Linked DNA regions of Homo sapiens: region 1 is linked to region 2. A link is an interaction called in ENCODE POLR2A ChIA-PET data of the cell type or tissue named here. Cell type or tissue: PC-9. All regions are shown on one strand. Links, peaks and the distances in the headings refer to the core of each region. The heading gives the core; the rest is flanking DNA.

Region 1 (5,370 bases), core at 295-5,294, 510 kb after region 2:
TTAAGTAAGTTTCCAAAGATCTTTATCATTAATATACTCTGTAGATAAAATGACAGGCTGCCCTTAAGCTGTCAAACTCTGGTGGCTCAACCAGGTATGCTCCACACTGAGCCCAACAGTGTAGACTCACTCAATGCAGGCCCCTTCACAGAAGGCACACAAAAGGCCCCTCAGAAAACAATCAGAGCCCCAGTTCAGACCACCAGGCAGCAGTGCAGGGAGCTGTGCGGCCTAGTCTCTCTCACATTAGGTATCCCTAATGTGAAAATCCAAAATCCAAAATGTTCCAAAATCAGAAACTTCTTGAGCAGCAGCAACATGATACCACAAGTGGAAAACTCCACACCTGACTTCATGCAACGGGGTCACAATCAAAATGCAGTCAAATCTTTGTTTTGTACACAAACTTATTTAAAATATTATATAAAATTATCTTCAAGCTATGGGTGTAAGGTATACACAAAACATAAATGAATTTCACGTTTAGACTTGGGTTCCATCCCCAAGATATCTCATTATGCATATGCAAACACTGAAAAATCCAAAAAAGTCTACTATCTAAAAGATTTCTAGTCCCAAGCAGTTCAGACAAGGGATACTCAACCTGTATGATATCCAAGCTTCCAAGTTGCCTGCTCAACACTCAACTACCTGGCCGGGTGCAGTGGCTCACGCCTGTAATCCCAACACTTTGGGAAGCCAAGGTGGGCAGATCACCTGAGGTCAGCAGTTCAAAACCAGCCTGGCCAATATGGTGAAACCCTGTCTCTACTAAAAATACAAAAATTAGCCAGGAGTGGCGGCGTGCACCTCTAATCCCAGCTACTCAGGAGGCTGAGGCAAGAGGATCGCTTGAACCTGGGAGGCAGAGGTTGCAGTGAGCTGAGATTACACAACTGCACTTCTCAAAAAAAAAAAATTCAACTACAAGCTGGGGGTCCAGGCGATGTCTGCAAACTCAGGGATCTTCCACTGAAACGCTTTTAACAGAGCCCCACAAACAACCCCACCCAACACACAGTGCAAAGAGAGCTCACCTCCAGGCTTGGGAGCTGAAGGAAGCAAGATCCTGCCTCTCCAGATGCAGTAAGAAGCTGACACTGTGATTGCCTATCCATTTGTTTCCCCTATCCCTCTTCTAGAACTAGAGGTAGGGCAGGAGTCCCCATGGCATTCCCAATGTCTAGGAGAGTGCAAGGCACACAGATGTTCAACTACATGCTTGTTGTGTGATCCTGGTTTTTAATGGATATTGCTCTAAAGGTACACTATAAAGACTTGCTTTTCACAAACACCAATGCAAGACATAAAAGGGAAGGCATCAGAATGTACTAGTGTTGGGTGCCAGAAAAGGAGGGGACAAGAGACAAGGAATCATGGCACAAACAATCCCACCTAAAATAGCACCAGAGATGCTGCAGAATGTAGAGCCCTGGGTCAGAGAGAGAAGGGCACAGAGAGGAGGAGGGACAGTGTGTGCCAGGCAGAGGCAGAAGAGGCTTCAGGGAAAGGGTATAGAGGCAGTAAGTGAGGGGGGAGGTGCAGGGGGGCAAGTAGCAGGGTATGAACAGAAAGGTAGACAAACTCAGCCACCCTGCGTTGGGGATTCTGCCCTGACTGGACTCTGTGTAAGCCCCTGTGTCCCCAGAGCAGGGACCAGACAACCAGGGGAAATAAGCAGGCACCATGTGGAGGGTGGAAGTCTGTGGAGAACTGGCACCCGCAAGCCCCAACTAGAGATGGCGCCGACACTGGCTCTGACCCACTGTTACCAGGCAACAGTACAGGCCCCAGGCTGCCAAGTGTTCTGATTTGTCAATGAAGCTGCAAGACTAGGAGGCTATGTAAGATCTCCTGTTTTTAATATTGGCAACTATGACCAACAAATAGTGGCCTCCCAAAGATAACCACATCTTAACCTCAGAACCTGTGAATATGTTAGGTTTTGTGGCAAAGGAGAATTAAGGTAGCAGTTAGAATTTAAGTTTCTAGGCAGGGCATGGTGGTTCACGCCTGTAATCCCAGCACTTTGGGAGGCTGATACAGGCGGATCACTTGAGGTTAGGGGTTCGACACCAGCCTGGCCAACATGGTGAAACCCTATCTCTATTAAAAAATACAAAAATTAGCCAGGCATGGTCGCGCACACCTGTAATCCCAGCTACTCGGGAGGCTGAGGCAGGAGAATCCCTTGAACCAGGGAGGCGGAGGTTGCAGTGCGCCGAGATAGGCATCACTGCACTCCAGCCTAGGAGACAGAGAGAGGCTCCGTCTGAAAAAAAAAAAAAAATTCAGTTTCTAATCAGCTGACTTTAAAACATAGTATCCTGGATTATTCAGTGTGCCCAACGTAATCACAAGGATCCTTAAAAGTGGAAGTGGGAGGCAGAAGAGTCAGGGTCAGAGAGAAACCACGTGGGAAAGAGTGGAAAACCGCAGCTGGCTTTAAAGATGGAAGGAGCACGAGCCAAGGAACACAAAAGGCCTCAAGAAGTTGGAAAGGCAGAGAAAACGGGTTCCCCCCCAGAGCCTCCAGCAGGAACCAGCTCTAACTACACCATGACCCCAGCCCATTAAGACCTGTGTCGGACTTCCCGCCTATACAACTGCATTGTTTTAAGCCACTGCATTTGTGGCAATTTGTCACAGCAGCCATAGGAAACTGACAGAGCAACCAATTTCAATGTTTAGAAAGAGGCACAAACAAAACACATCTGTGAGCTCAATCCACCTAAGGACCACTTTTCTAGTCCAGACTGGGCAGAGTCAAGGGCAAGGACTATTTCCTGGGTGCCCAGCACGGAGCCTAGCACACAGCAGCTCTCTGACATTCACCCCAAGTTAACGCAAGGTCCCTTACCTTTACCACATGGTCATAAAATTATCCAGGGATTTCTGGAAAATAGAGCTGCTTAACTGAAAGGAGTTCTATTCCCAAGAGACTGTTTAATCACATAGACATTACCCAGAGGCCTTGGGAAACTGGCCTGGAGTAGAGGAGGGAACATCCATCTCACTGCAAACAGAAAAAAGTGAGGGCTCTTCAGGTCCTCTGGAAGAAACCTCCAACCTCTCCCTCCCAGCCACCCTCAGGGTGCCAGCTTGCTCACTGCAGCTCCAGATAACTTCGGTTGTTCTTCAACAGCAGAGGAACACTTCTCAAGTGGGCTCTTTTTAGCTCCCCACTTTCACCAGCACAGAGATGCTCTGATTAGAGGTGGGGTGGAAGGCCCACAGTCCTGCCCACTCACCGCCAAAAGGCTACGTGAAAACCACAGCCCATGAGTCAAACCTCACCAAGCTCGCCTGTCCTGCCTGGAGAGTCTGGTCAGCAGGCAGCTGGGCCTCTGCCACATGTCCAGCTCTTCCTCCTCTGCGCCCTCCTTGCTCAGCTCAGGCCTCTGCATAATGCAGCTCCCTCGGCCAGGGATCCTCTCATCTCTGTCCCTGAGAACTCCCACTTTTCCTTCAAGACTCGACTCACATACTATTTCCTCGAAGCCTTCTCTGGTTCCCAGGTTCCATTCTAGTGTCTGACACCACTTTCTAAACTTCCCTCCCCCAGCTATCTCCCAAAGCTAATATTACTTGTTACTGAGGCAAGAGCCACCATCTGCAGACCAAAAACTATTTTGAAATGTAAGAGGAACTTAAATTTTATTCACTCAGGCGTTCCCAGCCAACAGCACATAATACATATGTGCTCAATAAGCATTAAGTAAAGAATAAATGAAGTGGACTATAAACTCATTTTTTGACTGAAATACCATATATTACAATGACACTGTGACATGCATTAACTGTACCATGTAAAATCCCACTTCTAGACTTTGACTAATAAACTGAATCTATCTAAATTAGTAACTCCACATTACAACTATCTTTAATAAAATTAAAGAAATGTAATTTAAAATTTTACATGTACCATCTGCTGCAGTCATTACAATTTAGGGTGTGGGGAGGAACTTGGCTAGCAAGCTTGAGAGAACAGATAAGAACCTGCTGTGCCTGCTCTGTGGCTAAAATGCAGGTTGAAAGGAGGCTTGCCAAATAGGTGGATCACAGTCTCTTCTGCCCATCCCTTGTTTAAACTTTCTACTAAGCTGTCCTTCTTTATTTACCAAGGTAGCTTAGAGGCGTATTTCAGCCAGGGTGATCATTTCTGCCAGTTCCTCTCCAGCCCTGATTCCACCAGCCAATCCACAGTCATTCTACAATAGCTCAGGAACCCAGTCCCCGCACCACATTACTTCAAAGGCTTCTTCTGGCTTCAATTTTCCCCTTCCAATCCCTGACACTCCCAGAGGCTCCTCCAAGCACACAGCTCAGCTTCTCAACCCACACAGACTATGAGAATTAACTGGGGGCACTTCTAAAAATTACTGGCTCCCCCTTGATTGGTCTGGGGTAGGGCCCCATCATGGGCATTTTTCTAGCTTTCCAGGCCACATGATTTGCAGGCTCCCAGGGAGTCAAATCCAAACTTCCCAGCCAGCACTGAGGCCCCCTTTACTCCCTAAACACAACTCAACTCTGGCTTCTCTTCATTCTCCATCTCTAGAACTGCTATCTAGCCAGTCTCAGGAAGCCAGTCTGGGCCAGGCCCCCACCCACAGAGATTACTCCGCAGGGCCCCCTTCTCAAACACTTGAGGTGGCACCCACTCAAGACCTACCCTGCTCCCTACTACCCAGAAAACCAAACCCCAAGGCTGCTGTCTCATCAGAGCCAGTGGCCATCTGGCCACCTGGGAGCTCACTGCTCCCAGCAGGCATCCACCCGTCACCAGCTGCAGGAGCCAGCACACACTCAAGCACCTACCCCATCCCATCTCAAGCTTTAACTCCTGCTGTTCCTGAGATCCGAAATACCTTCCCATCTGCCTTCCACTTAGGGATACTGTTTCTTGTTCTTCAAGGTCCAGCTCAAATCCTACCTTCTCCTGATAGCTTCCCTGACTTCTAAATTTTTTCTCCATTCTTGACCCCCTGACAAAGAATCAAAATCATGGCTCAACAAACTGCTAGCTTCTGTCTCACAAATAGTAACTTTGTCTTCTCAATTAGATTAAGTTCTTGGTGGCATTTCATTTATAACCATTATTTGCCTCTAGATCACGTGTTCCATATTTTTCAGGTTGACACTGGCCTCAGTCATGAAACTGTCCTTGAAATGCCCATACTTCTACATCTCCCAGCTGCTTCTCATAAAGTGACATACAAATTCTTTCTCCAATCAGATGTTTCCCAAATTTTGTCATCCATAGTATAGTCATTATATCCCAGGACAGCTCTGAGTATCAAAAAGGCACACAGGGGGCTGGGCGCAGTGGCTCACGCCTGTAATCCCAGTACTTTGGGAAGCTGAGGT
Region 2 (5,370 bases), core at 272-5,271:
AGCCAGGAACCTTACTGTCTTACTGTGTCCCTAGCTCCTAGGACAGTACCTGGGAGATAGTAGGTACTCAACATATATCTGATATTTGTGGAAAATAATGGCTGACATACACTGCATGTCTTCCCCATGCCAGTCAGTTTTTTTTTTTTTTTTTTAGACGGAGTCTCACTCTTGCCCAGTCTGGAGTGCAGTGGCGCGATCTCAGCTCACTGCACCTCTGCCATCTGGGTTCAAGAGATTATCCTGCCTAAATCTCCCAAGTAGCTGGGATTACAGGTGCCTGCCACCACGCCTGGCTAATTTTTGTAGTTTTAGTAGAGATGGGATTTCACCATCTTGGCCAGGCTGGTCTTGAACTCCTGACCTCAGGTGATCCACCTGCCTCAGCCTCCCAAAGTGCTGGGATTACAGGTGTAAGCCACTGCGCCCTGCCTGCCAGTCACAGTTCTAAGCATTTTATATGAACCCACAGCCAGCCCATGAGGAAACTGAAGCTTAGAGAGGTTAAGTAACTTGCTTAATTTCTCATAGGTGGTGAGTCCCTGAGCCAGGATTCTAACTCAGGCAGGCTTCCTCCAGAGCTCATGTTCTTACAGCCCATCTCTAGATGTAAATGAAGCAGATGGATCTGCTTAGGTGCAGCTTTAAGCATGTTTATGTATATGTGAGCAAGTCGGGGATTTCAGCTCACAACAGAACACAGGCTGTCAGCACTGTCACTGTGTGACTGCAGGTCAGAGAGTCTGGGTGGGAAGAGAGAGAGGGAGAGGTATGTTGATGAGCTTGCAGCCTTTTTTTTTTTTTTTTTTTTTAAGACGGAGTCTGGCTCAGTCGCCCAGGCTGGAATGCAGTGGCGAGATCTTGGCTCACTCCAACCTCTGCCTCCCGGGTTCAAGCAATTCTCCTGCCTCAACCTCCAGAGTAGCTGGGACTACAGGCGCCCGCCACCATGTTTGGCTAATTTTTGTATTTCTAGTAGAGATGGTGTCTTACCATGTTGGCCAGCTGGTCAGGAACTCCTGACCTCAAGTGATCCACCCACCTCGGCCTCCCAAAGTGCTGGGATTGCAGATGTGAGCCACCGTGCCCAGCCTTGCAGCCATTTTTAAGCATGGGATGTGGCTTAATCAGATTGGCAGGTTGCAGAAAAGATGAGAGGGGCACAGATGGATTCAGGGAGACCAGATGAAACTTACTCACATGAGAATGATGGATGATTTCAATAGATGAGTAGGAGTTAAAATGCCTTGGAGATCAATAGGATGTGGGTATCTATCAGTATTCTCAGTTGCTAGAAAGTGTATGAGTTAATTTTTGCTGTATAACAAGCCACTCCAAAACTTAATGGCTTAAAATAATAAGCATGTATTATTTCTCATCATGCTTATGGGCGAGTTAGGCAGTTCTGGTCTGAGTCAACATGGCTGGTGGTCAGTGGTCTAAGACAACTTCACTTGGGTTTGTAGACTTGCATGATGTTTAGCTGGGACATCAAGGATGACTTGGCCTCCTGTCTGCCATCATCTGGCAGGCCAGCTCAGCCTTGTTTACATGGTGGTGTCCCATGGTAGGTGGAGAGCAAGTCCCAGGGCGCAATCACCAGCACCCTACGTGTCTCTGTGCCTCATATTTGCCAGTGTCCCATTGGCCAAAGCAAGCCCCATGACCAAGCCCAGATTCAGGAGGTGGAGAAATCCCCCTATTGATGGGGTTTATAGCAAAGGCACATTGTAAAGCTCTGTACATACAGGGATGGGAGGAATTCCTATGGCCATTTTGTGCAGCTTAGCAAAAATGGGAACATAGGAACAACTTTGGCTTATTTAAGCAGAAAAGAACTTGTTATTTTTTTTAAAGGCTATTTGTAAGAATTTGGGGGAGGCCTGGAGAGCTGGGGAAAAAAAGTCAGAAATGAAGCTGCAGAACTGGAATAGGCAGAGGATGTCAATGCATTGCTGACACTGTGTCCGCTGCCTCTCGGGAAATTTGATCTTGTGGCAACCACTACTGCTGTCAGAGAGAAAAACCCCTGAGGTCCCCACATCTTGGCTCTTTTAAGGTCCAGTGTCGGCCTGTTGGATTGGTGAAGCTAGGTCACATGCTAGGAGACCCTGTCTGCAAGGTGGGCAGAGCTTCCAGCAGCGTGCCTGGCATAGCCTTTGTATAGAGAGGAGAGGCTGGGGGGAAGGAGAGACACAGACATGCGGGCAGTGGTGCATGGCTTTGCTGATTGGTCAGGGGCTTAGAAGAAGCAAGATTGGCAAGTTGGAGCGAAGGCGATCTGGAGAAGACTTGTGATAACCCAGGCAGTGAGCAGACAGTACTGTGTTTAGTGTCAGCGCCCACCAGAGGGGCACAGGACAAACCAGGTGGACAGGACGACTTGTCCAGTGAAGGTCAACTGGCCTCCATCCTTGGCCACCCTGATGCTTGCACCGTGAGCCCAGGATAAGCCTGCCATGGTGAAGGAGCTGCAGGCTACCCGTGGGCCCAGCAGGCTGATTTTGCTAAGCTCAACCTGCCAGCAGCAGAGGGCAGTGCTGAGTCCTCCGGGTGCACCATTGCCAGGGGAGACCAGCCAGACCGTTGCTCAGGCGCCCCCGCGGAAATAGCCAGGACCCAACTCAGTGTTGCCCTTGCGCTGGCTCTCCTTCCCCGGCCCTGCTTTTGAGGGATGCTAAGTGAGACTGCTTTGAGCGTCTCCCTCCGATGGAGGGCTGAGGCTGCTGGCACCCCTCCTTGGTGGCACCTTTGGGAGAGCTTTTCTATGTATCTTCTGAAGCTTGGGGGACATGCTAGGTGGGTGTCTGCTGCCTGAAAAATCAAATGGCCAGGAGTTCATTTCTGGCCAGCTGCTCTCAAACACTTTGTAGGCCAAAGACTGTGCAGCAGTGCCAAGGGGGCGATGTGGGCAGAGACGCAGGCAGGGAGAGCTGGGGGTCCTGTCCAACATGGCTGCTCCAGGGCTTGGGGTAAGGGGGCCTTGGCAGGAAAGCAGGGGGTGTCTGTCAGAGGCTAAGGAGCAGCAGAGGAGCATGAGCCGTCTGTAGAGATGGCATCTCCTCCGTCAAAGGGAGCCCAGGGCAGCAGTCCTTGGGAACAGAGGGTGTGGGAGGCTGTCAAAAGCTGCTGTGTGAGCGAGCAAGCCTCGGACCTCAGAAGAAACCACCTGAGACTGGCGCGAGACAAGAAAGCTGCTCCCCAGCCCCTTTGCCTACCTTCCCTCTGTGATCTTAGTGGAGCCCGGGCTCACTGAGGCCGAGGAGGAGGAGGAGGAGGAGGAGGAGGAGAAGGAGGAGCAAGGTGGGGAGGCTGAGAAGCCTATAGGGCCTCCTGCCCACCACAGCACCTGCAGCTGCAGAGGCCCACGGGGTGAGGTACTTGGAAGAGGCTCCAAGGATTACCCCAACGGGCATTTTTTTTTTTTTTTTTGAGATAGAGTCTCGCTCTGTTGCCCAGGCTGGAGTGCAGTGGTGTGATCTCGGCTCATTGCAACCTCCGCTGCCAATGTTCAAGCGATTCTCCTGCCTCAGCCTCTCGAGTAGCTGGGACTACAGGCGTGTGCCACCACGCTGAGCTAATTTTCTTGTATTTTTAGTAGAAACGGGGTTTTGCCATGTTGGCCAGGCTGGTCTCGAACTCCTGATCTCAGGTGATCTGCTTGCCTCGGCCTCCCAAAATGCTGGGATTACAGGTGTGAACAACCACGCCCGTCCCCAACAGGCATTTTTTTTTAACTGACTGAAATCAAGTTGTTATTCATGATCGGAGAGGGAACATCATGGACTTGCCCCAGTTCTCGTCCCAAGGTCCAGGAAGAACTAGCTGCAGAGCTCAGAGGAGAGAAAAGAGAGTTGTTTTTCTGACGGCAAACTCTGAGACCTGCCTGTTCACTGTAGCGATTAAGTAACCTCCATGAAAATAAGTGTTGTGAGGATGTGGAGAAATTGGAACCCTTGTGCATGGCGGTTGGGAATGTTAAAATGGTGCAGCTGCTGTGGAGAACAGTCTGGCAGTTCCTCAGAAAGTTAAACGTAGGATTACCACATGATCCAGCAATTCTGCTTCTGATTATATACCTGAGAGAAGCGAAAGAGGGTCTCGAGGAAATCCTCGCACCCCCATGTTCATTGCAGCGTGATTTGCAATAGCCAAAAGGTGGAGGCAGCCCAAGTGTCCACGGGCTGGTGAGTGGAGGAGTAAAATGAGGCATAGACAGATGGTGGGATGTTATTCAGCCTGAAAAAGGAAGGAAATCCTGACGTGCTGCAACACGGGATGCATCTTGAGGACATCACGCTGAGTGAAAGAAGCCAGACACAGAAGGACAAATTTTGTATGATTCCACTTCCATGAGGCACTGAGTCGTCAGGTTCATAGAGACAGAGGAGAATGGTGGTTTCCAGTGGCTCTGGGGAGTTTTTTTAATGGACACAGAGTTTCAGTTTGGGGAGGATGAAAAAGTCCTGGAGATGGATAGAGCTGATGACTGCACACAGTGTGAATGTGCTTAATGCCACTGAGCTCTACACTTGAAAACGGTTACAATGGTGAATCTATTTTATGTATTTTTACCACAAAAGAAATATGAAAAAAATAGGTCTACATGGAAAAATAAGGCACTTGTTTGCCAGTGTTTGTTCCTTAGTTCCAGCTCTGATCCTGCTGGCCCCAGACAGGCATCATCAGTTATGAGAGAGCACCTTTCTCCTGACCAGGGCTGTCACTGTGTAAAGCTCATCGCTCACAGTGGGACCTTGGCAGTGTGAGCTGAAGGCGCATGGAAGAAAAAGTCGGTGCAGATGAGATCAGAAGCCGAGGGCTCTGGCGCTGAGCATCTTAGTGAGGAGGGCCAGGTGGGCCTCCCTAAGGGAGAGGGAGAGAGGAGGGGCCTCGGGCCATGGTGTCAGCTTCCGAGGAGCTGGGATTTGTGGAGACAAGCACTGTCCTGCGGCCTGGATGCACCACAGGGCTTGGAGGAGCCCTCTCCACCCCAGGTCCTGAGGCGTGAGGGGCCTGGAGAAAGGCAGCACCCTTGGGAAGGAGGGCCGCAGGGAAGCCGCCCTGGTCCTTTGGGCAAACAGATTTCGGGTTCAGGAAGGGAGGAGGAGGACTGTGCTTTCCAGAGGGCCCAGAGGCAGGGTTTGGGTGGATGGATGGACAAGAGGGTGGCAGGAAGGAGGGGTGGGGCGTGGGGCGGGGCAGCCAAGGAGCAGGGAGCGTGGAAATCTCGAAATGACAGGTGAGTGGGGAGTGAGGCCCCATGGATTCGTGCAGGAGGAAGGCATTAGGCCACGTGTTGAGATGCTTGCTTTTGGTGGCAAGCAGGCCTCGGGGCTAGGGCTGTGCGTGTGAGTGTGGGGCCTCACT

The links. ChIA-PET counts read pairs that join two places held together with the same protein. Peaks named below come from ENCODE experiments on the same cell type or tissue, not always from the same donor. Only the 100,000 strongest peaks of a DNase experiment are listed, where the experiment ranks them.
Region 1: POLR2A ChIA-PET joins it to region 2 with 10 read pairs; 3 of 35 experiments call an interaction of 5 or more read pairs at or near these places.

What each region holds. Positions count from the first base shown.
Region 1 is chr17:19,247,017-19,252,386 of GRCh38, reverse strand. All of the region lies in intron 1 of EPN2 (epsin 2), which reads right to left. Among named protein-coding and RNA genes, the nearest start is that of EPN2, 12 kb to the right of the region's middle. In PC-9, for the core only: no CTCF peak of the experiment used is centred there; DNase peaks (open chromatin) are centred at 3,306 and 4,026; H3K27ac peaks cover 2,608 bases.
Region 2 is chr17:19,759,856-19,765,225 of GRCh38, reverse strand. No RefSeq gene overlaps it. Among named protein-coding and RNA genes, the nearest start is that of ALDH3A1, 14 kb to the right of the region's middle. RefSeq lists enhancers at 2,640-2,729, 2,264-2,764, 5,292-5,370. In PC-9, for the core only: CTCF peaks have their summits at 2,331 and 2,533 (motif pointing right); no DNase peak of the experiment used is centred there.